Regions from separate parts of the Homo sapiens genome. Here all the other regions are linked to region 1. Evidence: chromatin loops called from intact Hi-C (ENCODE). Cell type or tissue: IMR-90. All regions are shown on one strand.

Region 1 (8,000 bases):
TTTTCATGTGTACATGTAGAATGCATGTGTGGTGTGCATACAAAATAGGCTAGAATGGAGAGCATGTAGGCTTAGTCACCGAGACCTGAGCTCAAAGCCTGGTTTTGCAATTTATGTTTGGAGATCATTGACAGGCTGTCTCACGTATTTCAGTGGCAGCTTTCTTATCTGTGACAGGAAGACCAAATACTCACTGCAACTTATAATAATTAAATAATAATAAATGTCCAGTGCTCAGCACATAGAAGGATTAAGTGGAAACACAGTATAGATAGTTAATAAACTCGTAGCTTCATCTACAGTAACAAGTAGTCTTGGGGAAAAATAAAACTAGCCACATCATTAATTTTTCAACCATTAAACCTTGAAACAATCACGCATGTTTCTCTAAGAAATAACATAAAACAAATCATCCTTTCGTTTAACAAATGTTTATCCAGTGTTTACTCTGTGCCAAGTCCTGGCTGACAAGAAGCACTGTGTAATGGGGCATGTGACAGTGACCAGTCAAATAAGACACAGTGAGGACTGGGAGATCCTGAGGCTGCCACTGCCAGATGGACGTGAGGCTAAACTGGCCCCTTTGTTTGTTTTCCAAGTAGGAGCTCTTGGATAAATATTTTGTGTATAAAGTCAATGGAGACCACGCAGTGTGAAAGCCTCCTCCAAAATCATTATTTTCAGACAGTTCATGCAGGTGAAAATAATGCAGAGGTCATAGATAACACTGTAACAGCTTAATTATGGGAAATTAGAGAGGGGCCCATGATAGAGCACAGCATTTCCTAAATGTTCCTTGCCTAGAGGACCCTAGTTTTCTGAAATAGTAATAGTTGTCCCACCACAAAATGACCCTTTTGTCAAACAACTTTGGGAAACCTGCATTAGGCAAAGGTCAGTGAATTTTCTTTACTTTGACATTTCTCAGAAGCATTGATAGTCTGAAATGTGTTTGCCTAAGAGGGAGATATCGAAGACCATCTTTCCTGCAGTTATTTGACAGCAGAGCCCTTTTTCCCTCAGAGCGCTTATTAACATCCTGTGGAAAAGTGATTTTTGGGTCACCCCACTAGGAACATGTGTCCCTTGGAGCCACATGAGACAAGTTGTAATGGTCATTTACTGGAGAAATTGGCTGGATTGTGCTAACAAAGGGAGAGGAAACCAAATAAGAAAACTGACCGTCCTCCGAGGGTCAGGATTTTCTTTTGTTTTTTTAGCTCAAGGGTCCAATGTTCCCGGGGAGCGTCAAAGTGGGTTCTTTCTGCTATGACAGCGGAATACCCATGAACACTGGGCGGGAGAGGGTTGGCCAGGAGCACGCCCCGGGGAACCTGTGTGGTAAGAGACCTCCAGTGGGGGGCGGTGATTTCACTCCTAGTGGGCTCAGCCCCCACCAGAAGAGCTTCATTTGACAAGGAAAGGCATTAATAATGGAAATGGATTGAAGGTAACACTGACGTGCAGATCAGGAATAGCTCACACGGTGATGCTCTTGCACTAGAAGCAGAAACTATCCTGGGATCTAAAGAAATCACTTAAGAAGAAAACATTTCCTCTTCATTGAGCCTCAGTAAAGCTGCATGAGGAGAATTCTGCACAATTGTTCGTACTCTAGCTTAGAAAATGGAGTTGATTAAGTGGAAGGAAACTTTAAAAATGTGACAAAGATGATGAGGTGATTAAGGGGTAGGTTTTAAGTAGCAAGATGTGGGGAATTTAAGATGTATGACTAGTAGCGGTGACAGTGAGGTTTATGATAGCTGCCTATAAATACCCAATTAATTGCCTAATGTGGCAAATGAGAAGAAACAGGCTTTTACCACCAAAAGGGAAACTTGAAGTATATTAGGGAAACAGTATTTAACAGTAGGGGTGATTTGGCTGCCATGATACGGAGAAATCAGTTGTGTTATTTGGATAAAGACTTGGAAAGGTACTTTTCTTCCTGATAACATCCTGGTGTCAACAGATTATTTTTCTTTAAAAAGGATGCATACATTTTCATATTTCTTAGGAGCAGAGATTGAAAAATAGAGAAAACTATTTAATTTGCTATAATTCAGGTTGCCTGAAGCCTCCAAACATGTTTTCCCCCAAGCTGAATTATAGTAATATCTTTGACGGTAAGAAGCATAAAACAACTCTCTTTTTTTTTTTTTGAGACGGAATCTCACTCTGTTGCCCAGGCTGGAGTGCAGTGCACTGGCATGATCTCAGCTCACTGCAACCTATCCCTCCCAGGTTCAAGTTATTCTCCTGCCTCAGCCTCCTGAGTAGCTGGGATTACAGGTGCCCACCGTCATGCCCAGCTAATTTTTGTATTTTTTTTTAGTAGAGATGGGGTTTCACCATGTTGGCGAGGCTGGTCATGAACTCCTGACCTCAGGTGATCCTCCCACCTCTGCCTCCCAAAGTGCTGGGATTACAGGCATGAGCCACCCCTCCCAGCCAGCATAAAAAATTTTATGCATTGTATTATACTGTATGTGGAGCTACACCTGATAGTGTAAGCCACAATAAGGCTAGTTGTAGGGCACACCTGATAACACTCGCTAACACTTAGTGAGCCTGAATATGAATTAGGTGCTTTATACAGGAGTATTTAATCAGCACATGGACTCTCGGGGTGTGGCATTAGAATCCTCATTTCACAGGTGAGCAAACTGAGCCTCAGATAAATTAAATAGCCCGAGGAAGGTCACATAACTAGAAAGTCACAGAGTCAGAATTTGCATTCACTTCTGAGTTACTCAGAAATCCATGCCCTTTTATTGCGATGCTCTACTGCCTCCTGAAGGCATTTTTTGATTATCACTTTTATAAACTTTAGGCTTAGTTTATATGAAGCACTCCTGAGAGTGAAATGGTTCGCTCATGTTTGAGAGTGGGTGGTCACCAGGGGTGTTACTCAGGCTTGACACAGATAATCCTGTGGCATGGCTTCAGCAAGCAGCTTGCCCAAGGTTGCACAGAGAATGAGATTGGCCAGGCTAGAAGGAAGGGCGGTTGGCTCCAGCTCACCGGGCATTCATATGGTATATGGAGGAGAACTGCCAGATCTCAGAAACAGCATCCAGATTTGATTATAACTTCTCTTTGTGGTCTTTGAAGCTTTGTGTTATTTCTTCCCTTCACTCGTGGAGTTAGGATCTATTTTCACATAAACAGAAACGATTCCTCCTTTCTGAGCACTTCATTGTTGGTGGCATTGTGGAATGTCCCAGGAAGGGGGGAATGGGGCCAATTAGAAAGGAGAAATTCTTCTTCGGCTTGCGTGTTTATATGAAAATGCCAAAGCCACCAGCTGTTGCAACAGCAGGCCTAGGGTAAAGCTCTTCCCCAACTGTCCTGCAGCATATATACAGCAGAGGGAGGTCTTTTCAATAGGCTCAATTAGAAAGTGGAAAACAGAAAGCACCCCCACCAAAAAAAAGTGTGGTCCTGTGTTCTTGAGTTGCACAGCAAACTTTGGAAATAAGCACTTAAGTATACTTTTTATTTCTGCAAGAAGTTCCCAAATATGAGCATGGAAATGACAACTCAAATTCCAACCATTCCCTGTTAAATGCCTTACCTCAGCTCACCACTGAGGAGTTTGTTCCTTGAGTAGAGAGAATGTAGATTGAAAAAAATTAATTTCACATTTCTATTTATGGGACATTTGAGACAAACAGCCCATCAGTGTTACTGTTACCTCATTCACCTTTTTTAGCCATCAGGACTGACTGCTTATGTCTTTTACATTCATGGGACACATTTCAAATATGAGGAATTCAGTTCCATAGCAGGATTTAAGCAGAGATGATATATATCATCTTATTTGGCTATCTTTATAAGGCTTTCTTCTTTTCTTCAAAAAAAATATAAATGGTATATTAGTACTGATGGAAAAAACAGACCTGACAGGAAGGTTAAAAAAAAATAAGTGACTTAAACAATTATTCTGGAATCAATTCAAGAGAGTAGGGTGGAGTAGAGTCTGAAACCAAACAATATAATCCCAAAGATTATATTTGTTAAATGAAGCTTAATTGGGGCTGTTTTACTGCATTGAACTGGCTAAGGAGTTTTCCCTGTCAACCTTCCTGATAGAGGTAGTTCCAATCCTATTTCATCCCTCTGCTACCTTCTGTACAAGGTGAGCTGTCAATTTCTTGGAGAGGAGTAAGATCACAGCTGGGACTCACACACAGTTCTTCCAAGCATGCCACAGGTTGGGGCTGCAGTGTTCTTTCTGTGGTGTGGAGGCTCCTCTTTCTCTAGTATTCCAATCCTAGAGGTTCTTTGTGCTTATGGTATCTCAAGTTATAATCAGAATGGTATAGTGGGGTTTCATAATCTCCTTTGCCAGCTTATAGCAGTAGAGTCCCTACATTCTCAGAATGTGTAAGTGACAGCTTATTTCATATTTGGCATTTTAGATTCAATGAGATTTAACAATAGTTTTTATTAGTTAATTTCTCTTCATTTGTAGTGAATTACAGATAATTTTCTTTCTGATCCTTTTTTCTAAATCTTTAGTTGTGAAATTTTCCAGTAAGACAAATACAAACAACTGTCATGTAAATACATTTGGTCTTAAATCAGATTAGAACTGTGGACTCTCCAAACCAGAGGTTCTCATTCCAGTTGAAATACCAAGGTATTTTCTATGGAATTGGATTCTCTTCATTTCAAAAAAAGTAAACTAAATAAACAAAAAAAATGGCTTGAAAATGCTTCTTGGTCTCTTTACATTCAAACTCCTTCCTGGAATCTGAAGAGCCTGATACAAATGCTTTCAGGGACATGCCATTAAAGAAAAAAAAAAACCCTAAAAACTGTGTTTTTCTCCTGAAATAAAAAATAAAAAATAAAAAATAACGAACTATTATAAAGTCATCTACTTTAACGATTTGGGTATTCATGGAGCTGAAAGAAAAATGAGCTATTTAGAAAAAGAGGTTTCTAAACCAATATAAATTGCCAATTATGTTCTTCTTTATCTTTTAAGTTTCCTTTGTCCTTATGTAAAGGGTTTAGGAGGTAATAATAAAGACCAAGGGAAGGCCCATACAGGGGGAAGAAACTGGAATTCATGAGTTAAAAAGAAGTAGAGGAGATACTCATATTTGAGCAGTTTCTGAAGTAGTCTAAATCTTTCACCCAGTCAACCAGGGCGCCTTCTCTCAGATGCAGGGAAACCCTCTGACCACAAGGCCCCTTCCTGTTCTTTTCTTGAATATCAAGCATCACCCTCTAAGTTTTCAGCCATGTATTTTCTTTGGACTACTCTTTTTTACCTTTATTAAATGCTTCACATATATGAAAGGAAATGTCAACATTCAACCTTTCGTGTGAGGTGGGAAAAGGCAAAAGTTTATTTCGGTGCTCTCCTATTTAAAGACAACAGAACTCTGTTGTAATATAATTTTTTATACTTGAATTCCAACATAATATAGTTGAAACCATGAAGCCCTCAAAAGTGTAGAAAAAGTGATACATATCATCTATATACAAATCCTGTTGTCAGTCCTGGTATAACTAAATTCAACCTTAAATCTTTAGTTATTTATCTATTTAGAGACAGGGTCTCACACTGTTGTCCCAGCTGGAGTGCAGTGGCGTGATCTCTGCTCGCTGGAACCTCTGCCTCCCGGGTTCAAGCAATTCTCCCACCTCAGCCTCCTGAGTAGCTGGGATTACAGACACATGCCACCACACCCAGCTAATTTTGTATTTTTAGTAGAGATGAGGTTTCACCATGTTGACCAGGCTGGTCTCGAACTCCTGACCTCAGGTGATCCACCTGCCTCGGCCTCCCAAAGTGCTGGGAAAATCTTTATTTAATATATGGATATTCCTGTCATTTTTTCTTTGTTCCTGCAAATCTAAATTCCTGCAAATCCTGTCAATTTAGTATTTTTCCTAATAGAAATTGTAAACTTCAATATGTTACTAAGAATTAAGCTTTGAAGCAAATAATTTTTTCCTGCCATATTCTCTTAGGGTATGTATAGAGAACTGCTGGAGTATTTGAAAATTAACCAGTAGTCAGTTGTAGATTTTAGCAAATACACATATTTTTCATATAAGCAATCCAATCCTATCCTCCTGGCCTATATATGCAGTTTGAGGTGGATATGTGTTCACGTGACATATTTTGAAATTCCAAGTCAAATACTTTAAGTGTTATACAAATGTAAGTTACTGGTATTATTACTGTGTATGTGACATTTAATTTGCACTATGGGGAATTTAACAATATTGGATGAAAGCGATAGCCTGGATATAGTAGTAAAGGCATGAAAACTGGTGCCCACACTTAAGGAGGCCTTATATTGATGATGATGATTACATAACAGCAATATCTCCACATCTAACCTAAGAAATGTTTAGATATGTACTGTCTGGATTATTTACTTATTACATGCTTTTGAAAATGTTCCAGTGACTTAAGACTTTTGAATCTATCTTTTGCAAAGGAAGAGAAAAGTCTACTTAAACCACAACACTAAAAACAAGTTGGCTTACAGGAATTGACCCCCTGCATTAAAGAAAAACAAAAAACATAGGTGGCGTCTTCATAGAATTTTTCTCAAAAGGGTGTAATATTAATTCCTGTAACTTAAAAAAGCCATCTGTATAGAGTTTTGTACCCAAAATATATGCCCATAGAATGTAAATCACATGATATAAAAGAAAACTATATGGTATTCCTAAGCCCTAACATTCCCAAACCTATCTGAATGGGGCATTTTTCAAAATGCTATTGGTCCAAAGGGTCTCTCATGGGACCCAGATCTGATATGAAACCACAGAGGAGAGTGACAGGGTTAGTTGCCTAATTAGGATGGAGCAGCCCATGGATGTGAGAACTTGGAACTGGGCAGGCCAACTGGTGTGGGTCAGAGTGGTGGCAGAGGATGGCCTACCTCTGGGCAATGGAAAGAATGCTGACCCATCAGGTGGGGCACAGTAACTGGTAAATATGGTGTCAGAAGATTTAGCAAGAGATGAAAAGGTGCCCTGATAGGCAGTGGACAAAACACACAGAGATCGTAGGTTCAAGAAACATCACAGAATCCTAGCAAATAGGTAAGACAGAGGCTTCAGGTAAATCCTTCTGGATAGCAGGGCCTCAGCCACAAGGCCAGTATTCAAAAGCAGAATTCAATTCCTGACATTTAAGAAAGAAAAAGCCAAGAACGAGATGGAATCATTGATTTTCCCATATCCTGGAAGGACACAGTTACCAGAATAGTTTTAAGGGTGGAACTGAGACCAAGGGAAGAAGGCAGACTTTTCAAAACTTGAACAAAAGGTAGGAATTCATTTCAGGACACATTTGAGCACCATGACTGCGTCTGAAGACATAGTGAGGACTGGCCATGGGTCATCTGAGCTTGGACCAAGAATGCCCCATACTCCCTCAGGGTCCCAGGCTCTGTAGAAATTGGGGAGGAGAATTAAAGGGCAGAAAACCAAGCAGCATATTATCCAGATAAGGTTTTCAGCTCAGTCTTGGGCTTCTTCTCCTCCATTCAGCAGGTAAGATTCCATAGTCAGGGGCCTCAGGCTGCTTCACTACCTATTTCTTAGAACTCTGCACAGCTTTAGTGGAAGAGGCAGTGGCTGCTCAAGGAGGGTTCACAGCAGCAATCTGCAGGAAGCCTCGGCTGCTTCCTGTGTCCCTGGAAAAGTTCTTGGGAGTTTCCTAGAGTCCTCAATGGCACCATGGACTCTTGTTCTCCATAAAGGATATAAGAATGATGTTTCAACTCGCCTTGGCCACTTCGTGGGAGGCACCTTTTGACCAGGAGGCAAGGTCACCCAGGAATCTGTTCAGTGTGTTTAATGCCAACAACCCCTAAATGTTTTAAACAGCACCGAGACCCACTCTATCTTTCTATGACCATTTCTAGGTAGAATTATGTTCAACATGACCAATAGCAAACGTTGCTTCATAAAAGAATACTTGCTGTGAAGATCAGGCTGGATGCTTAAAAACTGAGCCC
Region 2 (8,000 bases), 530 kb before region 1:
GCACCTGGTCTTTCTTTCTTTCCTTTTTTGTCATTATTCCTTAATATCATTAAATATACAGTTGTTTTTCAGATTTTTCCCAATTCTCTCTCTCTTTTGTTTAGTTGGTAATTTGAATTGGGATCCGAATAAAGTAATCATAGTAGTTGAGTTATATATTTCTTAAGACTTTAAATTTATAGTTCCTTCTCAGTCTTTTTTCTTGAAATTTGTTTAAAAAACCAGTTAATTTATTCTGTTGTGTTTTTTGATTTTGCTGAATTCCTGTGATGTTAATTTTTTTTTGTTCTTTATAAACTGATCTATAACTTGTTCAGGTTTGTGTGTGTGTGTGTGTGTTTTTGTTGTTTTGTTTTTTTGGCCAAAAATACTTCATAGAAGGTGGTGTGCAGTTCCACTAAGAGGCATATAATGGCTGGGCATTACTTTCTCTGTGATGTTGGCAGGCATTGATGATGATTTCCCAGATCTGTGAATTTATTAGGAATTACAAAATGTGCTATTCTAGTTCTATCATTCCTTCTTCATATATTAGTTGGGAAACTTTTGTAAGGGGACTCTTTCTCTGATCAGTTATTTGATTACCCTGAGGTATAGGCAGGAGAGATGCACATTCCCTTTATTTACCAATTGCCATAATAATGAATTTTCCCCTAGGCTTTACCAGTGATGGCTATTTTTTTTTTGTAATATCATTATGAACCCACAATATTGAGCATATTTGATGTGCTTCAATTTATTGCAATTATTATCCTTCTTGATGCTCACATTCTCAGGCCAGTAAAGGCCTTTCCGGGTTGGCTTCTGCGTCTTTTTGACATGACCAATAATTTTTGATAGCTTCCTTGATTTCTGGTAAAACAAGATATTCCAGGAACATTTTGTACCTTTCCTGCCCCATCCTGGAATCAGCCATTTCTTCAAGGACTGTTAGTTCCTCTTAGTGGGAAGTGGTATTTACATACTACTGTCTGATAGTAGGAATCTCAGTGATACTGGGTTAGTCTTTGATTCTAGGCCTTTTTAGTGGATGGATAAGAAAATAAATATTAAAAAAGAATATGCGCTGGGTGCGGTGGCTCACGCCTGTAATCCCAGCAGTTTGGGAGGCCAAGGCGGGTGGATCACCTGAGGTCAGGAATTCAAGACCAGCCTGGCCAACATGGTGAAACCCTGTCTCTACTAAAAATACAAACATTAACCGGGCATGGTGGCATGCGCCTATAGTCCCAGCTACTCGGGAGACTGAGGCAGGAGAATGGCTTCAACCCAGCAGGTGGAGGTTGCAGTGAGCCGAGATTGCTTCACTGAACTCCAGTCTGGGCAATAGAGTGAGACCCCGTCTCAAAAAAAAAAAAGTCCTGGTGCGGTGGCTTACACCTGTAATCTCAGCACTTTGGGAGGCTGAGGCAAGTGGATCACGAGGTCAGGAGATATCAAGACCATCCTGGCCAACATGGTGAAACCTCATCTCTACTAAAAATACAAAAATTAGCTGGGCTTGGTGGTTGCGTGCCTGTAGTCCCAGCTACTCGGGAGGCTGAGGCAGGAGAATCACTTGAACCTGGGAGTTGGAAGCTGCAGTGAGCCGAGATCGTGCAACTGCACTCCAGCCTGGTCACAGATCAAGACTCTGTCTCAAAAAAAAAAAAAAAAAAAGCATCAGGAGTTTATACCTCCTATCATTTTAATTCAGAAACATCCTACACTAGAAAATGAGTAGAGAAATAAACAGAATCCAGGTATGTATGTACATTTTGAAGAATTACATTACTTACTATGAAACATTTTATTGCATTTTATTCTCCTTTGAGGTAAACAGTCTATTGTTGGAGTTTCTGTAGTTGCTTAGAATATTAATCTTAACCTTCTAGCTAATAACAATGGTATTACTTTTAAATATACACTGTTTTTGAACTCATTACCAGGATAGGTCTTAGTCCTCTTTGAAACCTGCTTCTTTCTTGTCTCTAGTAACCTATCATTGACCAGGTCTGTATCTTAAAGAGTGCTAGGTTTGAGCTGTCCTTGAACTGACAAACAATGGAGATGAGGATCACAAGTGAAATGGCATGTATAGAGGCCCAGAGGAATTAAAGAGTTTGCATGTCTGAAGAACGGCTATTCTAAGTATGCATGTCACGTGGTGGCCAGAGATAAGATATAGGTAGTGAGTGGGGGCTAGGTCACAAACAATTCAGTATGTCATGCTAAGGAACTGTTATTTTTATCCTACAGGCAATTTCGTAAGAATTTCAATAAGGAAATGTCTTGATTAGAATTACAAATTCGAAAGGCTTTTGTAGCCACATGAAGAATAAACTGAGACAGGGGAAGTGGTAAGCAGGCTATCGCAGGACATGAGAGGCTGGATGGATTTGGGAATTACTTGGCAGGTCAAATAATTAGGAATTAGTGATCTATTGGATATAGGCAGGAAGTAAAAGAATAGAGTCCAGGATGGCCCTTAGGTTTCCTTCAGTTTGAATTAGTGAATGTAGAAGGAGCAGTCTGGGTTGGTGGCATATGAATGTGACTTAAGTGGGATAACTTCTTCTTAGGGGTTGTCAGCTTGCATTCCCTTGGACTTTCTGGTGGAGATGTCCATACATGCATAAATATATATAAACATCTTTTTATTTAAGGACCCAGACTTGGGTTCAAATCTAAGCTCTGTTACTTCCTATTTGTGTGACCTTGAGTAGGTTAGTTAACCTTTCCATGTCTCAGTTATAGTTGTAAAAAGGGGATAATTCATAGAGTTGTTATATGAATTAAACAAATAATTGACAAAAGTCTAACAGAGTGTCTAATACACAATAACTTGATAAATGTTGTCATTGTTATTCTAGATACGGGAATTTCCAGTATCTTGTTTAGAAGGGATGAGATTCATTAGAGAGATGAGAATGAGAAGAGAGAGGACCAAATATGGACTGTTGGGGAATGCCAACAGTTGAACCTCAGAAACTCAGTTGCCAGGAGTCCTCTACCCTCAATAGGTTATTTCAGACATCACTGGAGGGAGCAGAGGTTTATCTCTGTCCTATAGCCGGTTGTAACAAGTGTTGTTTTTATTCCCAGACTTATATATTCACATTCACTCATTTATTAAACATGCTTTTGCTAAGTTACTGGTAGACGTAATTCTAGGTGCTAAAGATATTGCAGAGAACAGTCACCTTGGTCACAGGCCTCAGGGTACTAACATTCTAGAGGAGAGAGATATCCATCAAAAATATAAAAGTATCCACTAGTGATAAGTACTTTAGAGAGAATGAAAATATCATAAAATGCTAGAGAATTCCTAGGAGTCTATGTTAGATTGGGTGGTAGAGAAAGCTTCTCTGAGGAGGATGTAGTAGCAAGCCATGTGAAGATTGGAGAGAAATACATCCTAGGTTGTGCAAAGGCCCCACCTTGGGAATAAGCTGTGGAGAACACTAAAAACAATATCAGGGCCCAAGATAGGGCATTGGGAAAACAGACGAGCTGAGGCCAAAGAGTAGGTAGTAACCAAGCCATGTGGGGCCCTCTAAGCCAGGATAAAGAGTGGAGGTTTATTTTAAGTGACTTGGAAAGCCCTTAAAAAGCTTTAGGCAGGAAAGTAGTGTACTGATTTACCTTTTCAAAAGGTCACTGTATGGTTGAGCGTGGTGGCTTATGCCTGTAATCCTATTACTTTGGGAAGCTGAGGTGGGAGGATTGCTTGAGCCCAGGAGTTGAAGACTAGTCTGGACAACAAAGCAACACCACATCTCTACAAACAATTTTAAAAATTAGCTGGATGTGGTGGTGCATGCCTGTGGTCACAGTTACTTGGGAGGCTGAGGCAGGTGGATTGCTTCAACCCAGGAGTTTGAGGCTTCAGTGAGCTAAGATCACACCACTACCCTCCAGCCTGGGTAATAGAACAAGATCCTGTCTCAATCAATCAATCAGTCAATCACTGTGATCACAAGAGTCAAAAATGAGGTAGGGAGAGCAGAAACAGGTGGCTAATGGAATAGTCTAGATGAGAGATACTTTATTTTGTTCTCTTTTTTCCTTTTATTATCAAGTGAAAGCCTCATCCTGAGTCTCTTGGTTGCTTGGAAGCCTCAAAGCTGTCCTTGAACAGATCCCTGTCGGGAGAGTTGTTTTGATAATTGAGGTTCTCCAGGCCTAGAGCAGTGATGACCTACTGAAGGTCGTTAACCTGACTCTTAACCCAGGGCAACAGGGGTTAATGAGTGGGGTTCTAAGAGTATGAGCATGTATTCAATTACTTTCTTCTGAGGAGAGTTCATAGCTTCTTACCAGTTTGTCAAAGGGACCTGTGACCTCCAAAAGTATAACCATTAACAAGACAGTGTGTTGAGCACTGATGGGAGAGAGGGAAAACACAAAGTCAGACATAATTAAGAAGAAAAATGGGGTAGGCAGGCCAGATCATATGGCACTCAGGGAAAATATTAAGAGATAATAAATCTTTTCCCCTTAGCTTCCTCCCTGTACGTTTTTACCAACGTCTAGAAATTCACGTTTTGCTTTCAGTGTCCATAAATGCCACAAGATGGCGAGGTTGCTCCTTAAAATGAATGTGAATTACCAAGTGGAAGAGAGGGAGAAAGAGAAAGAAAATGTGTGTTGGGTATTCCTCTCTGATTTTCCATAACTTCCCTGATTTTTCTTAGCTCTTTACTTGAATATAAAGTAGAATCGATATGCATACATTTTTCCTCTTTAATTTAGATTTTAATCATAGTTGTTTTTGGAATTGTAAAGCTAAAAATAAAATTTAAAGGAACTATCTGGATCCCAGGCTTAACATTTTTTCTACCTCTTCATTAAATTATTAATGAATAATTTCATTCTGCACATCACCAACAGAGTAATCTTAGTAAAATACCATTTTGATGTTCATTCTCTGCTTTAAAATTTTATTTATTTATTCTCATAAAATTTATTCATAGTACTGGTAGTCAGTATTTAAATAGTTACAAGTATAAGGTGAAAATGTGGAATAATTTTTGACTCCTATTATGGAATATATATGTTTATTATTATTATTATTATTATTTTTGAGATGGAGTCTTGCCCTGTCGCCCAGGCTGGAGTGCAATGGCACGATCTCAGCTCACTGCAAGCTCTGCCTCCCGGGTTCAAGCAATTCTCCTGCCTCAGCCTCCCAAGTAGCTGGGATTACAGGCATGCGCCACCATGCCTGGCTAATTTTTTGTATCTTTAGTAGAGACAGGGTTACACCATGTTGGACAGGCTTGTCTTGAGCTCCTGACCTAGTGATCCACCCACCCCGGCCTCCCAAAGTGCTGGGATTACAGGCGAGAGCCACGTTTATTATTATTATTGTCAGCTTCTTCGCTATTATGAACAAGTGCAAGATTCCACGTACAAAATATCTTAATTTTTATGGTTTATTAAACAACATAATTTAAATGCTTAGATGTCTATTGTCATCATTTGACATACCTCAGGGTAGTTTTCTTTTTGTTATTCTCAACATTTTGTAGAAAAGGTAAGCTAATATATTATTTATACATTGATTAATGCATCTTTAGTAATTATGTATATTTAGCTCTTGATATAAAATTCATTTTGCTTGTGTTATCTAATCAAATTAAATCCTCATAAGAAATCTATGAGATAAATGTGAATATTGCCATTTTACAGATGAAGACATTGAGGCTTAGGAAGATTGAATGAATTGTCAAAGATTTAATAGTTGGCAGAACTATAATTTGAATCCAGATTTTTTTTAATCCTAAAACTCCCCTTTTTCCCTATACTTTACTGCTTCCAATGAGAGCAACTATTCCTTTTCTCTTTAATAGAAATACTTAGAAGTTGTAATTTAAAGTAATTAGGATATTTGTGTCTCTCCCTTGTTCTAAGCTGAACAAAAAGAGAATTTTTCCTGCAGGCCTTTATTTAGAAGAGTCCTTTTAGAGTTGCACTGATGGTGAGGGACCTGGGTTTGTCCCATTTGAGGGATTTGGGCTCCTGGCCAGAAGCACCTGATTTTCCGAACCTAGAGTTAACTGAAACTTAATTTCTTTTGTTGACTTCCTGCTGAGATAACAGGTGGTTCACAGTGCACAGGCCTTCCTGCCGATGGTGGCAGCTTCTTTCTGTTCCTGGAGACTTGTTTTGTGCTGGGGACTACCAGTGGTTTGAAAACCATTGCTTTGAAGGCTGGAATCCCGGGCCAGGGTGCCCTCTACAGCAGCACACTACCTGCCCTGGAACTCATTCTCTAAAACTTGGCGTTATTTCTGCACAGAGAATGTTGGCTTATAGTTTATTTCTCTTTATTTGCTTCATATCCCATTTTTGTTCTTCTAAAGACTGAGAAAGTAATAGTTAAGAATTTATACATTTTGTTATTGATATTGGGAGATAAAACTGTAATTTACCTGAATCAAGACGTTTGGGTTTTTCAGTATGGTTTTATGTGGCCGGGCGTGGTAGCTCATGCCCAATCTCAGCACTTCGGGAGACTGAGGCTGGTGGATCACTTGAGCTCAGAAGTTCAAAACCAGCCTGGGCAACATAGTGAAATCCCATCCCTACCCAAAATGCAAAAATTAGCTGGGTGTAGTGGTGTGTGCCTGTAGTCCCAGCTACTGGGGAGGCTGAGGGGGGAGAATTGCTGGAACACAGTCAGTCGAGGTTGCGGTGAGCCCCGACGGTGCCACTGCGCTCCGGTCTGGGTGACAGAGTGAGACCCAGTTTCAAAAAAAAGAAAAAAGAAAAAAAAAAGAAAAAGATAATGGTTTTATTTTTTCTTCATGTAACAGTTCTAATTGAAAGATAGGCATAGTGGAAATAAAATTGACCATGAATAATTATTGAAGTTGACCGATGGGTTTATTATATATTCTATCTATTTTTATTTGAAATTTTCCAAGATAAAACATAAGCAGAGACATGTTTTAACACCTTTTTTTAATCATCAATAATTATAATCTTGAATTATTTTAATTCCTTCATATTAAGTGATAATTTTATCTGTGGAGTTTGTTTTACATACTCTTATTTGTGACAAAGATCATTTCTGGTGGCGAATGCATCTGGGTAGATTAATTGGTGATTATCACTCACTTTTGTGGTTTTATTTATTTACTTTTTATAGATTGTTTTTGAAAAAAATTTTTGTTATTTTTATTTTTTGAGACAGACTCTCACTCTATTGCCCAGGCTGGAGTGCAGTGGCATGAACTTGGCTCACTGCAACCTCCACCTCCTGGGTTCAAGCGATTCTCCTGTCTTAGCCTCCCAAGTAGCTGGACTACGGGCATGCACCACCACGCCTGGCTAATTTTTGTAATTTCAGTAGAGACGGGGTTTCACCATGTTGGCCAGGCTGGTTTCAAACTCCTGACCTCAAGTGATCTGCCTGCATTGATCTCTCAAAGTGCTGGGATTATAGGCGTGAGCCACCGCATCCAGCCAAAAAATTATTTTTATATAAAATATTTTTGCACTCATTCATTCCTTCAATAAATGTTATTGAACACTGTTCTAGAGGCTGGGGATACAGCAGTGAACCAAACAGAAAAACATTCTGGAGTATACACTTTAGTAGGGAGGAGACAAAATAAATCTAACAAATAATGGTATTGTGTTTCTATTGTGATAAGTGCTGTGGCAACATATATAATGAGGGTGCTCTTTTACAAAAGGTTGAGGGAGAGTCTTCCAGGTGGCTGGAGAAACAAGGCTTGCAGGCAACCCTTTCATGGCCTTCCTAAAGCAGCATATGCAGGGAATATCAGCAAGTAGCTGATGTGTATGGAAAGCTCTTCATTGGGTCACTCTGCTTGATATGAAGGATTTGGAGACAAATTTATGTAGCTTCTGATACAACCTTTATTTATTTTTATTTTTGTTATTATTTTTTGAGGCAGAGTCTTTCTCTGTTGCCCAGGCTGCAGTGCGGTGGTGCAATCTCGGCTCACTGTAACCTCTGCCTCCCGGGTTCAAGCAGTTCTCCTGCC
Region 3 (8,000 bases), 160 kb before region 1:
GTAGATATGTCTGTGGCATGAGGATGATGCTCAGAATTGTCTAGTTAGAGACAATTTTGTTTTGTTTTTAAGCTATCTTTACTTTGATATGGGGGAGGGGGCAGTTAAGTACTTTTTAAGGTACTTATGTTCAACACTATGTTCCAATAGTTTTTGGTCAAAACATGAAATGTACCACTGTCATTCTAATATAGCAACATAAATGGAATACTATAAATCTGAAGCCAGTTCTAGAAAGAAAGAGGAGAAAAGGATATTTTTTAAGTCCCATATTTATATGAAGTTCAAAACTGCTTATGGTAGTAGGCAAACAAAATTTCTTTAGTTTATCTATGTGCAGGACCCTTTGAATGGCCAGATGTATTAGTAGCAAATAGTTCAGTATTTGCTATTTGGATGTCTTAGGAAATAGCTTCCAGGTGGGAATCTGTAGAGTTTGGCATTGGGGTGTACAATCTAAAAACTCCTTGTTATTCTAGTTTACCTTTTGTCTTGTATTGACCTGAAGTTCCTAGCTCATTTGATTGGCAAAGGGAGAGATCTGGGATCTGCAGACACCAGGTTCCCCTGTGGACTGTAACCGTCAAGAACACATGTCCTTGCCACAAATCTTTGAGGTACTCATGTAATGGATTTCTGAGTGATAAAATAATACTGCTTAGAAACATTTTCTGAAGGTTTTGAGTCTGTTGTGGAAATACTTACATGAACCACAAAGTACCCTGGCTTTATGCTGTGGTTCATTACCATGAAATTCCATGATGTGGAGTATCACAGGAACCTTACGCTTTGTCTTCTAGTATTTGACAACAGCAGCTCTGCATGAGAAAGCCTAAGCCTCTAAGACAAGCTTGTCCAACATGCGGCCTGCAGACAGTTCGCAGCCTAGATGGCTCTGAATGTGGCCCAACACAAATTTGTAAACTTTCTTAAAATGTGAGGACTTTTTTTTTTTTTTCTCATCAGCTATCTTTAGTGTTAGTGTATTTTATGTGTGGCCCAAGATACTTCTTCAAATGTAGCCCAGGGAAGCCAAAAGATTGGACACCCTTTTTCTAAGATCTAACCCTTCAAATAAGATCTAACCCTTCAAATTGCCAAATTCAAAGTGTATCTAAAAAAGGATTGCCCTTTGCCTGAGAGTTCGCATTTTAAAGCACTCAACATTTTCATTTAGAAATAGTTTCTTTGGACTTTTATAGACATACTCTTTCAAGTTTTTACCTTGGAGACCTCTTCATATAACAATACTTAGAATTTTAAACATGGTTTCACTTTAAGTAATCTCAGCCCAACTCTGTTGAGTGAAATAGATTTGTTTCCTCTCTCAATTGTGTCTGCTGTAATGTAGGATCAGATTATAGGTCAACCCTCAAACCATGGTTATATACTTAAGCCATGGGAAAAACCAACCAACCAACCCCCAAACCTGAGTTACTGAGGCAGTAGGATGCTGTGCTTTGCCATGGTTACCACGGGACTGAATGAAGGGGGATGAACCCAGAAATGAAAACTTAAAAGAAACTGTTTTAATGAAGGGATCTGTCGGGGGGAAGAAGAGGGCTCCCTGCTTCTGGTGAGCAAACACAGCAGCCCTGAGCCTTTACAGCCCTTCGTATTTATTGGGTAGAAAGAGCAGGGAGGAGGAGGTAACGACTGGTCAGCTGCTTGACTGATCACAGGTTCACATTATTGCTAACAGGCTTCAGATGTGTCTATTCACAAGAAACACTTGTGCCTGGGTTGTGACTGCCCTCAGTATTCCTTCTGGACCACAGACTCAGTTTGTCAGTTTGCCAACATCCTGCTTTCATGAGAACAGTTTGCTGTTTACTCATATAGCCTCCAGTGGTATACAGAGCTGATCATGACCCTCACTCTTTTGGCTTGCAACAGTAGGAAGTCATAGTGTCCTCATGAAAACCTACTGGAACTGTTTCCTTCCCTTCTGGGATCTTCTGTTCTTTTTGTCATCCATTCTAATCATTTCTAGGTGTATGTACTATCTCTCCCTTCCATGGGATTAGCAATCCCATCCTAGACATTATTCATAGTAGTGGTAGGATTTTCCAACAGGATGACACTCTTAGGATATTCTCACTTTCTTCTAGAAATGGTAGAAATTTCCCAAACAGTCTTGGGTGGCTGCTTTTCAGAACTGCAGTAGTGATGGGATGTTGGAACAAGGAGCTGGCATAGTAATTCTGAGCATAAATAGGACTGAGGGGAACAGAACTCTCATGTGAACTTCTAGGGAAGTTAAATTCTAGGATGAATTAAATATATTCTTCACTTACAGTTATCCTCTAGTTGGTGCTCATGTGTTTTTAAGAATATGTAACCTCTATTTTTCAAAGAAATGCAACCTGAGAGTATAGAAAATATGTTGATTTAAATTTGATTTTCCAAAGTTCAGACTCTATATTTACACTTGAATAATTGGATGTTAAGAGACTAAAAGGGTTTAGATACATAGGAATATGTATGACAAATGCATAATGATAGCGAAAGTGCTTTCTTTGGTATTCTTGTGTGCCCAAGGTTACCCATAAACCCAATAAAAAAGAAGTGATTTCCTCTACTTGATTTGAAGTAGTCTCTGAATTTCTAAAGACAAAGATTACATTTTATTGATCTCAGAGTTCCCAAAAGAGTCTAGTACAATGGATTAAATATAGTAGCTGTTCCATAAGTTTTTTTGTGTAATTAAGTTCCTGTATAATGAATAATACTTTTATGATTTGAAAGTAGGATAGTACTGATAAAATCTCAAATCCCTTGAGATTTTATTCTGGATTTAGATGGTTCTCAGCCTTATGGTCTGCATAAATAGTAGCCCTTAGCATTGTTCAAGGCATGAGGCCCTGGGTTTAGGGTGTAAGTCAAGTGGACTAGAAATGAGAAAAATTCCCCTTCTTATTTGGTATGTCCTGCTTTTCAAAAATAAGTTAATGATCTTGCCATGCCCTATCATAATTAGTAAGCATGAAATTTAATTTGACATTTCATGTTTGATATGCATAAACTTGCCCCACTATTTTCTATTTCTAGAATGATCTTCCCAACATGCAAATCTGCTCATGTCATTCCCCTGTTTAAAATTCCTCAGTGGCTTCTCGTGAGTTTAAGATATAGATAATATCCTTAGCGCTATTTACAGTGAGTTACACCAACCTTCATCTTTCATTATCCCCAGTCCCCACTTTGTTCTTTAGCCCATCCTGAGGTGGCCACCATTTTTCAGTAGCCATGTTCCCTCCTGCTTCTAGACCTTTGCATAGGAGTGGGGGAGGTTCCTCAATGTGGGGGTAAAATTCCGGGCAGGCTTCTCGTTTCTGTGCTTGAGGCATATTTTGAAGGAAGAAAAAAAGTATTTTGTGACATCTTTCTGAGTGTTCGCCCGAGGCCCTTGCTATCTCCTCCCTCTTAACAAGTTTCATGATTAACAGAGCAGACAAGCAATCTCCCTGCAAGGCCTATGATGGTCCCTTGCTTTTCTCAGAAAAAGCGTGGGAACTTGTAGGTTTCCTTGAATGTTACATGAATCTGCTTGGTTTATTTTGTATTTTTAATTTTTTCTTTCTAGATCACTGGCCCTTCCTCTTACATAGATCAACAGAAGCATCTGTTTTTAGAATGTGAGAGGATGTCATGTTTTCGCTCCTCTTCTACAAGCTCATTAAGTATAAATAACGTATTTAGGTGAAGGACTTTATGCCATTGAGCCTTTTAATAGACTAGTGATCTTAACGTTACACTTCCGATGCCTAAGATATTTAAACCAAATCAGTAAGAGTAGAGAGTCATTTTCATTCAGTTTGGGGACAGGGGCCTATTGAAAACCCCCACCTTGATCGTCCCTTATTCACTTACAGAAAGAAAGAATTAGAATGTAGGCTATAGCCAGTTTAGGGTGCTTTCTGTCACTGTAAGGCCAAGTAGGAGTGAGTTAAAGCTTCCTTTTCCAAGAAATCATCACACTCCTGAGTGAAGAGCCTCACCTTTGCCCTCTCCCTATTTGCTCCCAAACGGGTTTGCCTGAGAGCTTGAGGTTCACTAACACCTCATTGTGAGTGGGAAGAACAGAACAGAATGCCAAGGAGCAGGCAAGGACAGGAGGTCAGCACGCTGACCCGGATTCAAAGGCTTGGGTTTGTTGAACAACTTCACCCAGTCCTGCCAGCCCGCTTTGATGGCCGGCGTTGCACGGTATTGGGGGCTGTGTGCCCTCTGCTGGGCAGAGCAGCACACGCGTCCGCCTCTCAGCGCCTGGCTTAAAGAATTTCAAGCTTTTGCTAACACGGGGGCAGATTTTCCTCTCAGGAGTGATGCTCTACCAGCATAAGACGATGGCCATGGAAATACAGCCTTGAGTTATTTGGGGAAATTTTATGTCAAAGAAACAAATGATAACTTACTTTATGTTTTACTCCAATCAACTTCAGAGCCACCAGTTTCCTTTCATCGTGGAATGGGGCTTTACATTTGCTCTGATGACATTCAGTTCAGTGGCACAATACACCAAAGTGTACGTCTTTATGTTCACAGACACAAATGGACCCACACAAAGAATTACCTAGTAACTCACTCTTTCCACTCAAGATATTCCGTGTTTTTTTGGAGAATACAAGATTTGGCATATTTGTGTGGCTTTCCTTATGTTTAACATAGCTCTTTCTAAAATCAAAGCCTTAAAATCTATTTGGATTTGATTCATTCATTTATTTTTCAGTCACTGAACAGACATGAATGGGCACCGACTATGTACCTGCCATTGTGTAGGGCTGTAGAGAGCAGTCAGAAATGGAGGAGAAAAGAGAATACCTACAATCTTGAGAAACTCCGTCCAGAGGAGAACTTAAAAAACACACTAATAAAGGAAGATATTAATTGCGAGGGAAACACAGAGATGGGAATAACAACACTATGAAGGGGTAGGAGTTAGGATCTGCTCTGCAGGCTGGTGAGAGGTAAGTATTAAAAGATATTTGTATGTTTGAAAGATACTTGTATGTTTGCCAGTAAGACAAGTTTGGGCGTGGCAGATAGTAGATGGTAGAAGAAATGGTGTGTGTGTGTCTCACAGGGCCTTTTGAGAGGCTGGAGTCCAAGGAGTGGAGCTTGGTGAGAGGTGGGCTAGAGTGGTAGGTTACAATCAGTTTGTGCAGTGCCTTGTCTAGCATGCTGAGCAGATTGCATCGTATTCAGTCGGAGAAGGCAAGTCGTTGAACGACTGTCACTAGGAGAGTGTGAGGGCTGCTTTTCATTTTAGAAACATCTCTCAGGAAGGTAGTGGATGGATAGAGGGTAGAGGAATGTCAAAAATAGCAACAGGAAGCTGTCTACCTTCTGTTGGAGCAGAAAAGACAAAAGAAGAAGGACAAAGAGAGTGGGGCTCCTGGAGAAAGGATTAACGGGAAAGCTTTCTAAGAGGCAGAAAGTTGATTGAAGGTGGAGGATGACAAAGAAGGAAGCATTGAAGAAGACTGAAAGTGTGGATGACACTGATAACAGGATGAGCTGAGAAAGGTTTGGTGCTGCAGTCGTGAGTTTCACTTTGGGCATATGGAAACTGAAGCGACCACGTGTGAGGATACCCACTACACAGATGGAAACAGGGTCTTCAGCTCAGAGAGAGAAAATGCAAAAGGGCGAGATTTGGGATCCTAGAGCATCCAGGAAGCGTCTTTGTGTGGAATACAGGGGAATAGAGGCAAATGGAGCCTTTCCTTGTTTCCTGCTTCCCTTTTACTTAGGAGATTAAAGTGACAGTTTCATTAACTGCTTTTACCACATTAAACATTGTTGAGGATTTGGATTTGGGTAACATTTTGTCTTAATAAGAAACCTACTAAAAAGTAAGTTTTTCAAAAAATGTTTTACTCTTACATGATCAAGTCTTTATCATGGAACCTGTCAGCGTTAACATCTAGGATTTAATGTCAACCAACGTAAGCTTTTAAAAAGCCATATTAAATCAGAAATGACTTAAAAATAAACTCTAGATGAACTTGATCTATTTAAGTTAAAGGATTAAGTTATATACATGATGGAGCATCAGAGATTGAGTCCTTTTTGGGTGGGCCTTGGAAAGGGAAAATGCAGAAAGTTCTAATTTGTTTTGCTTTCGAAGAAGAATCATCCTTTTTATGTATTCATATGCATAATTTGATCAGAAAAATGCTTGATATTCTAACCTTTTAATTAGGAGGGAGGAATGTAGAGATCATGTTGTAAAATTGTTTTCCAGGTGAGGAATCTGTGCAATAAATTTGAGAAACACTGAAGGCTTTATTGTATGCTTTTTCTGGATTTTTTTTTTTTTTTTGAGACAGAGTGTCACTTTGTCAGCCAGGCTGGAGTGCAGTGATACAATTATAGCTCACTACAGCCTCAACCTCTGGGCTCAAGTTATCCTCCCACCTCAGCCCCCCAAGTAGCTGGAACTATAGGAATGCACCACCACACTCAGCTAATTTTTAAATTTTTTGTAGAGACAGGGTCTCACTATATTGCCCAGGCTGGTCTCAAACTCCTGGGCTTAAGTGCTTCTCTCACCTAGGCCTCCCAAGTGCTGGGATTACAGGTGTGAGCCATCACACCTGGCTGAATTTTATAATTTACCTTGTGACATTGAAGACTCTGAGAAGTTCTGCAGGAACCTAGCGTTTCCCAGTCTTATTTGATGGCCAACCCAGTATTTCCCAGAGTTTGGATGATGTTACTTTAAAAGTTACCTTTATAATTAAGTAGAGCAATGTAAGTGTTCAAGCTTTTAGCCACAGAGCTCAGTTCAATTAGTAAACATGTATTGAGCTCTTTTATCATAGTTACCCTGTTAAGTCCCCAAATCATGAAGATTATTCATAAAACAATAATAATGACAACAATAATAGTAGCTAAGACTTGTTGAGTGCATACTAGGTGCCAGGAAATTTACTAAGCATGTTGCATACACCATCTCATTTAATCCTCACAACTCTGGGAGAAAAGTATCCATTTTAGAAAAGAGGAAATTCAGACCCAGAGAGGTGAAGTGCTTTTCCTAAGGCCATAGACCTAGTGAATTACAGAACTGGGTTTTAGACATGTTTCTACCTGATACTGCTGCTCACATTCTTAACTACCATAGCCCTGTCTATGGAGAATTTATGGCCTCAATAATGTCCATGAATATTTCCAAGATGGGCTTCAGGTATTTTGACTTGAGGGTCTTCAACCTGTGAGTTCTATTATTAGTTTCTGATATTCTGCATTACCCTGAAACGTCTTCCTAATTTAGAACCAAGGTAGCCCCTTTCTCTCTGAATCTGAAGCTCTTTGTATCAAACAGCCTTTTGTTGGGATGTAGTATCTCGTTTCTTCCACATTACGTAATGTAACATACATGAAGTAGATCAGGATATAGCTAATTTACAACTTTCCTGCATCGTTCCTGAATGTTCCTTTTTCATTTTTTTAAGTGGGAAAAATGAACACTATATTTTAAATCTTCCTTATACACTCTAGGCAATACTTAAACATTTAACTCTTAGCAATTTGTGTTTTTAATGGAATAGGGTTTTCCTTTTGGGTCATTTTCGTAGGGTAACTTTGGTTGTCCAAACATACTCTGAAATACGTTGGGGATTATGGTTTCAACACATGTAAGCCTAAGGCCAAAGTATGAGTAACACATGATATTTTGTTACATTTCATGAACAAACCACTGTTTTGTGGTATAATACAAAACATAGCTAAGTAGTTTAGATTACTATCAGGCATTACAAGGTTAGGTTTTCAATTTATGGGATTACTCAAAGCTCATTAGAAGTATTTTCTCTAGCTCTAGGGAATGCAGCCTAGAAAATAGTGGTTTCCCTTGTGAAAACGGTGTGTTTTTAGTCCATTTATTATATTTTTTAGTTTATCTCAATTATGTCCTTTTGTACTTTAGTACAATAGTTGAATTCACAAATAAGCTTACAAAGTCTGTTTTACCAATGAGCCAAAAATGGTAA
Region 4 (8,000 bases), 150 kb after region 1:
TTTGACAATGAGACTAAACATGCTGTTAAGTCAAGATTTTTTTTTTTTCAGTTTTTTTTTTTAGCTTACTCTTGAGTTAGCTCAGACAACACCACTTCTACGTATCTAATTTTTGTCTGGGGATTTTCCCCTTCCCCTCTTTCAGTCCCTAATGTCTGGAAAGGGTTCCAGGCTTGTCCTAAGAGTGACACACATCACTCAAAGTCCAATTACATTTCCTTTGTCACAGTGCTCAATGCATTTTATTTATTTATTTTTTTCTTTTTCTTTTTTTTTTTTATTATACTTTAAGTTTTAGGGTACATGTGCACATTGTGCAGGTTAGTTACATATGTATACATGTGCCATGCTGGTGCGCTGCACCCACTAACTCGTCATCTAGCATTAGGTTAGGACAAGGCTGATGAGACCTTCTTTTCAGCCCTCTACAAAGCCAGGTCTTCTCCTGGGCTTTTCAGTTTTGTCACCCAATTAATGGCTATGCTTGATACCTCAGATTTAAAAACTTTACCACGGATAAGATCTTTACACAGAAATCATTGTCAGGAGTAGAGTATAGTAGAGTATAGTAAATATTAGATCTTAAAATATGAAAACGCTAGGCTGAGGAAGTAGAGTGGAAGGCACTGAGAACCCCTATTCACAGCTTAGAAGTTGGCGTTTTATGTTGTTTGGTAGTGTAGCCATATCTTACACTGCTGTATCTCAGACCTCAAACCATAGGCCTATAGAGGCTGCAGCATTATGGAATTTGGAGGAGAAATTCAGGATATTGAAACACATGCCTGCCTTTTGTGGCCTTTTAGAAGGCACAATAAAGGTCCCACCAGAATTAGACAAACTGATGTTGAACCTTCTATATCTGAAATCAGAGAGGAAGGAAAATACAATTTGGCTAAGAGATGCCTTTCTGCATGAACCCTGTAAAATAAGGAAGATGAGAATTGGGTGATCTGGAATTTTGCAGGTTTAGAAAAGTTTATTCTTACCGTAATCATAAATTAGTGCAAACCTAATCAGGAAGATAGGGATCGTATCAGAAAATACCATTAGAATGTGGGGCTAACTTCTTTTCCGATCACTGCTGAGCATATCTTGTTCCCTACGTGACAAAGAGGATAATGACCCACATTCTTAAGGTGCGGCTGGTTGGTGCCTGAGTGCCAGATGAGTTTTCTTACCTCAACTATTGTTTCAAATTGCTCTGGGCAGTACAAAGTCGAAGGTCACTAAGGGAAAGACTTCAGGGATGGACAGAGCACCGGTCTTATCACTGAGAAAGAGAAATTCTCAGGCTGGAATCCAATTTCAAGGATCATGACTCAACAAGATATCTGGAGACTGGCTTATGGAGTTCAGTATATGAAACTAGGTAAGACCTCAAATGTTCCTAAAGGAGGAGCCAGACAATTCATAGGAGGAATTGTCTATGAATGTTTAGTCTCTAAGAAAACCCTGAGGTCTAAGAAATGTTGTCAACAACAACAGTAATAACAACAACAAAAACAGGCTAATAATGGGGACAGTTTTGGCAATGCCGTGTTAAGATATGGTCACAGAAAACAAAAGACCAAGAGGATTCTACCAAAAGCAGAAAAGGTAGCCATAAAGGCAGAGGACAGGAGCCATTCTCTCAGAGGGAAGAGCAGGAAGAACTTGACAAGCTGGGCAAGGAACTCATTCTCCTGCTGGGACAGGCAGCCCTTCCCATTCCTGTCCAGCTGTGTGTGCATTCATTAATTCAGCAAATACTACTGTACCTACTATGTTCCAGACAATGTAGAAATACATAAGTAAATAAAATAGAATTTGATACATGCATTGAATCAATGATTACTAATGTTTCCCATCGCACCCTGTTTTTTTGGTTCTCTCTCCACCATTGTATATTGGGCATGTTGGGTACCTTGTGAGAACTGCACATCACCCATTAATCTTAAACTTGAAGTGGGGTGAAACCATCAAATGAGATTTTACTTTTTCTTTCTGGAGACTGAGTGAGTATATTATATATGTCATATATGGATGTGGGACACTCTCTCTCTCTCTCTCTCTACATACACACACACACACACACACACACACACACACACAGATATACATATTAGCACTAGAATTGTATATGAATGTTAGGCAGCCAAGAGATTAACCGCAGTGGGTGGTTGCTATTTGTTTCTCCATCACCTGTTTCTTCTTCTTTCAGTACCAGACCTAATATTTTGTATGGGATCTACTTCTTCTCAGTCCACACAGTCTAGGTATGGGTCCACTTACAGCTCTAGAAATGAAGTGCATGATGTAGTCCTAAGTCATTCTGATTGCAGTGGTTGATTGAAGGATGGGTATGAATGGAGCAAGTCCAGTTAAAGTGAATCCCAGGATGTGGACCATGTTAGGAAAGACTCTCACTAGTTACTACTAGATTTTAACCTGGCATTAGGTAGCTCATGAGCTTCTGACATCTTGTGAGGATGAAGGAGGAGTCTTTTTGAGAATGAAGCCAATACAGATGAAAAGAGATAAACTGAATCCTGATAACATCATGTGGGTAATAGCATCCTATCATAACTGAATCTAGGTCTACACTTGAATACTTCTCTTTCTGAATCAGTAAGCTGACATTTTAATTACATTCTACTATCTGGTGTTTGATTTTTCAATTACTTAAAAAACAACTTTATGTATGTGCATGTGTTTGTATGTATGTGTACAGAAAAGACAAAGACATGCTACTGGCACTTTTTGAGGGTCAGACTGTGTAGGCTTTAACATTTATTATTCATTTGTTTCTTTATACACACAGATATTATACTTTAAAAATGTCCATACATGAAGCTATTGACAAAGCCTTATGGAGTCTGGAGTAGTTACAGAATTAGAAACACATGATTGATTGACCATAACTAAGAGTGCAGAATGTCGGAATCTATTGGTTCAAGTAAATAAGGAGTCATAAAAAACACTGTAGATAAAAGAGGGCCCCAGGAACTGAATATGTTAAGTAATCTTCTCGTCTGACAAAGTAGCCTGGGAATGTCCAACACAGCAATAAGCTATTATTCAACAGACCCAGTGAGGGACATCAGGAGTTCCTCAATCATACAATGTAGATTTCTTTTCCTCTGGGTTGAGAAGCATTAGCTCCCCATGGGGGAAGACTTTGGACAAAAATTCATGACTGTCAACTCTAGTAAACTTTTTTTGTATCTTCGACTCTTCTAATCATTATAAAATGACCTTACAATGTTTTCTATAATTGAAAAATACTATGTAATTCCCTTTAGAAGAAGGAGCAGTTCTTGGTTTTATTACCCATCTTACCCACAGTTTCTACCATACATAAGTTAGGGTAGTAGGTTACTCTTATAAAAATATTTCCTCAAATTTAGAGGCTCAAAGAACAAGAAGTTAATTTTTCTCTAGAAGTTCAAGATGAGAGGTCAAGGTCTCTGGGATGTACGCAGCCACCCAGATTCCTCTCCTTTTGTGACCACATCATCCTTTAGGGCCTTGCCATCATCTGCATGGTAGAGACTGAGTTACAGACATACCCAGGATCTAGGCTGCAGGAGGAGAGAAGAAGCCAGTTGTCTCAGTTCAAGCTGCTATAACAACAACAACAAAAACAAACTTGGTGGCTTATAAACAACAAACATGTTTCTCACAGTATTGGAGACTGAGACATCCAAGAACAAGGCACTGGCAGATTTGGCCTTTGGCGAGGGCCCTCTTCATGGTTTGCAGATGGCCACCTTCTTGCTGGGTCCTCAGATGGTAGAGAGAAGAACCTCTGGCATCCCTTTCTCCTCTCACAAGGGCACTAATCTTAGAATGAGGGCTCTGCTCTCATGACCTCATCTAATCCTAATTATCTCTCAAAGGCTCCATCTCTTAATACCATCACATTGGGGGTTAGGACTTCACCATATATATTTTGGCTGGATACAATCATTCAGTTCATAATACTCATCCACATCCTGAAGGCCTAGATATAGGAGGGCAGGCACTTTCCATTGGAGAAAACCCAGTTAGAGGATCACTACATGGAGAGGTGGGAAATGTTTCCTAGCCATGAGCCTAGAGGCAGGAGAATAAAATTGGGTGGAAAATAAGTCTCTTCATCTCCTCATACCCCCCTGAAAAGGGTCTTTGGTAAAAAGGGGAAAATAGGCCAGTCGCGGTGGTTCACACCTGTAATCCCAGCACTTTGGGAGGCCAAGGCGGGCGGATCACGAGGTCAGGAGTTTGAGACCAGCCTGACCAACATGGTGAAACCCTGTCTCTACTAAAAATACAAACATTAGCCGGGCATGGTGGCGTGTGCTTGTAATCCCAGCTACTCAGGAGGCTGAGGTAGGAGAATCACTTGAACCCGGGAGGCAGAGGTTGCAGTGAGCCAAGATTGTGCCACTGCACTCCAGTCTGGGCGACAGAGCGAGACTCTGTCTCAAAAAAAAAAAAAAAAAAGGTTTGGGGGATATAGAAAAATCTGTTAGTCTATTACAGCCCCAAAGCTATGATGATAAGAGGAAAGTCAAGTTAGCATGGGAATAATCTACTTGTTTTAGAGACATTACCTTCTATCAGACCTTATAACCATTCTCCAGGTTGAAATGCAATGGAACCCACTGAGTGAGACCAGAATTCTGGAAGATGATCGAAATAAAAGGATAGAACAAGGAGGGAGGGGAGAGAGAATGTATTCCTTGGTGCCCATCCTAGCTTTAGAAATCTTTGTTTATGACTGAAATTCCATTCTTAGTGGTTCATTTCTTTGGTATTCAAATACTCAAACAGCCAGAGTTCCTTAGAGTCTAAATTCCACAAGACAGGGTAATACTTTTAATCTCTTATATCACTGTTTTATACAAATATGCTTATGTCATTGTCAGAAGGATCTGGTATCTGTGGGACTCTGAATAGATGGAAAAGTTCCCTCACAAGTGGTGATGAGAGAAAAGTTACCTCACAAGTGGTGATGAGAGAAAAGTTACCTGACACACTCTGGCTTATTTCACAGGCATGGAGCGCCATCCACTTAGCTGCTGGGGTTTTCCTGAGTTTTATCTTTCCTCTCTACTCATTCTAAGTGTTCTTTCTGGATGAGCTCACTGAATCACATGCCTTTAACCACCTGCTAGCCACAGATAACTCACACATTTATTTCTGTAGCCCTGACCTCTCCTCAGGCTTCCACTCATTTGCTCAGGGACTACCAGATATCTCTACCTGCATGTCCCACGGACACTTCAAACTCACTCTGTCTAACACTCTACTCATCTTTCCCTAAAAGTAAGCTTCCTCCTGGATTGTCTGTTATTTGTTGGTGCCAGCATCCACCCAATTATCTCAACCAGGCACTGGGAAATTACCTTTGAATCAACCATCTTCACCATTTTCTGTTTAATCACTCAGAAAGTCCTATTCATTTTACCTCCTAAATGACCCCAAACGGGGGGTTCTTAATATATTGTTTATGATCCTGTATACAGAAGTGTTGTAACGACTGATTGACAGGTTTCCTCATCCTAGCTTTGCTCCTTCCTCATTGCCCCCACTCCAATACATTTCAGATTGTTGCTAATAAAATACACAGAACTCCAACCCAAGGTTTCTTAATTTATCTTTTATGATCCTGTATACAGAAGTATTATAATAACTGATTGACAGGTCTCCTTGTTCTAGTTTCCTCCTTCCCCACTGCCCCCACCCCACTACATTTTTAGATTGTTGCTAGAAGGACCTACCTGACCATCTAACTTACTTGTGTAATACTTTTCCACAACTCCCAATTACCTGACAAAGTCCTACATGTTCAGAACACAGCCAGGCCTTTCACAGCCTGACTCCTCCTGATTCTTCACATGCATCTCCCAGAGCTCCTTTAACAGCCCTTCTGCACCTTCCCTTCTAGCATTAGCTCCAATTGCCTGAACACATCTTGCTGATCCAGTGTGTGGCTCATGCTTCTTTCTTCCTCCATAGTTTTTATCATGGTGTTGCCTCCTTTTCTTTTATAACTCAGCCTGGGAGCACCTTCTCGGAGGTATCTTTCTTGACTACCTTCTTCCACCTCCTCTACTTGGTTAAAGGCCCCTCTGAGTGCTTCCATAGTCCCCTATACATTCCAGAATTATTTCTCCACTTATGACCTTGTGTTGAAGTCATTTATATTTCTAGCTCACTGGTTAGATTGTCATTTTCTCATAGAAGGAACCATATCTCGGTCTCTTCTTTCCTAAGTGCCTAGATATGGCATATATGATGCCCATGATAAATATTTCTCCCGTTGAATTGGCTTCTTCTGTGAGGAAAGTATGCCCTGTGCAGGACAAATGACAATTATGAGTGAGATTAACAAGAATATCACCAGAAGCCCTGGAAAGTTCAATATCTGCTATCACCTGACCTGTACCTGCTGATATTGCCAAAAAGAAAGGGCTGAAGGAGAGGGTGGGACTTCTCCAGGAATGACTGAAAAATGCACCCCCAACTCAGCCCATTTGGAAGCGAGGTGGTCCAGCTACTTCCTGTTGGCATGTGGTCATGTCAGAGCCTCAGACATGAATTGGGCTTCAGTTTTATTGTTGTTTGTCAGTTGGTTGGTTTTATTTCTTCTTTCTCTTTCATTATTCTTTGTCTAAACAGGAAAATCATCCTCCCAAATTGTTGATTGGCAGATCTTCTATTTGTCAATGTATCTCTAGATCCCCAGATGAAAGAGAAAGGATGGACTACCTTTAGATATTATCAGAGAGCAAAGGAGACACAGCATGAGAGAATGTAGCCAAGAGATAAATAAAAATAAAATGAAAGATAAGCAAGTTTAAGGTTTAAATACTTAATACCTTGTTTTCTGAAAGCCTCAGAAGGAAAAGAAAAGAACAAAATGCCAAGCGTGTTCATTTGGATGGTAATTAAATTGCAGTCCCATTGCTGTGATTAGTATTCCTGTGCTATGCTCACTTTAAGGAAGTGGACAGGTTGGTGTTGGCCCTGAGGGTAATTGTTTCTGGGTCAGGTACTGTTAGCTCCACACTCTATGCCTGTATCTCCCATCACAGGTTGGATGTTATTGGCACCTTCCTGCATTTGCCAGTGCTCTAGGGATACAGATGGAAATGTGTTAGTATAAATCAAAAATATTCATATTGTAAGAATCACTTTAATAGGTGCTTGTAAGGTGAAAATTCTGGTTTTAAATTAAATTTTATTTTATTTATTTATTTTTTTACAAAATAATATATTATTTGGAAGCGAGGTGAATAAATTTGTATGTGGACTATAGGGGCCTTTTAAAAACAAAGAAGCACAGGTCCCTGAACCTTGTGTTTTCAAAATCCAAAGTTGCTGCACTCCGCCAGGGTGGAAAGGTCCTAGTGAGAGGGAATAGCAAGGGTTCTGAAATAAAACCTCCATGGAGGTAGAGAGAGGCTGGGGGCCATGTGCACCTTCGTACTGAAGCAGGTCATCAGGGTGCTCAGATCTCACCTAGGTGAAGCAGGCGGCACTGGGAGACCAGGCTTAGTGTAGGCTGGAATACTCTTCACCTCGAAGAACTCCTGGAGCTAGGTCAGGACTCTAAACTTTCTCCAGTGGCAAAGAAGAGCCCAGTAAGCAAGAACAGCACAATCAGATGCCTCGGCTTTTCCCAGCTGTCATCTCCTGCAGAGGCCTTTGTCTGCTTCCAAAGCTACCAACCCCCGGGGGTGGTGGCTGTAACCTCCTGCTTTTCGTGGGCCTCAGCTCGAAAGTGAGGTTGCCCACTGCACTTTGAGAGGTTTGTGTGGGTGTGTGCATGTATGAGCATGCAAGGAAAGGCTCTAGACTGGAGCTGAGGACAATCTCACAATAGGGAGGTGGCAGTTCCAGCCATTTATTTAGAACATTAAAATTAAATATTGCCATCTTTTTCTCTCTACCCTGGAGAAGTTGCATATATCCATAACATGAATATAAATCGTAGTGAAGTCAGTTAAGTTGCAGATTCAAAAGAGACA

Evidence for each region. Hi-C counts contacts between places; a loop is a spot of excess contacts. Peaks named below come from ENCODE experiments on the same cell type or tissue, not always from the same donor. Only the 100,000 strongest peaks of a DNase experiment are listed, where the experiment ranks them.
Region 2: a loop joins it to region 1, with 6 times the contacts of the local background. A loop is called at or near these places in 10 of 110 quality-filtered maps.
Region 3: it touches region 1 in a loop (8-fold over the local background); 4 of 110 quality-filtered maps call a loop at or near these places.
Region 4: a loop joins it to region 1, with 5 times the contacts of the local background. A loop is called at or near these places in 2 of 110 quality-filtered maps.

What each region holds. Positions count from the first base shown.
Region 1 is chr7:40,760,664-40,768,663 of GRCh38, forward strand. The region is part of intron 13 of SUGCT (succinyl-CoA:glutarate-CoA transferase); the gene reads left to right. Among named protein-coding and RNA genes, the nearest start is that of LINC01450, 220 kb to the right of the region's middle. In IMR-90, CTCF peaks have their summits at 1,489, 2,802 and 3,358 (motif pointing right); a DNase peak (open chromatin) is centred at 3,338; H3K4me3 peaks cover 464 bases; H3K27ac peaks cover 685 bases.
Region 2 is chr7:40,228,173-40,236,172 of GRCh38, forward strand. The region is part of intron 6 of SUGCT (succinyl-CoA:glutarate-CoA transferase); the gene reads left to right. Among named protein-coding and RNA genes, the nearest start is that of SUGCT, 97 kb to the left of the region's middle. In IMR-90, a CTCF peak has its summit at 4,557 (motif pointing right); a DNase peak (open chromatin) is centred at 4,559.
Region 3 is chr7:40,600,795-40,608,794 of GRCh38, forward strand. The region is part of intron 12 of SUGCT (succinyl-CoA:glutarate-CoA transferase); the gene reads left to right. Among named protein-coding and RNA genes, the nearest start is that of SUGCT-AS1, 58 kb to the left of the region's middle. In IMR-90, a CTCF peak has its summit at 4,235 (motif pointing left); no DNase peak of the experiment used is centred here.
Region 4 is chr7:40,914,012-40,922,011 of GRCh38, forward strand. It overlaps a transcript of SUGCT not described here. Among named protein-coding and RNA genes, the nearest start is that of LINC01450, 62 kb to the right of the region's middle. In IMR-90, no CTCF peak of the experiment used is centred here; DNase peaks (open chromatin) are centred at 1,310 and 4,940; H3K27ac peaks cover 928 bases.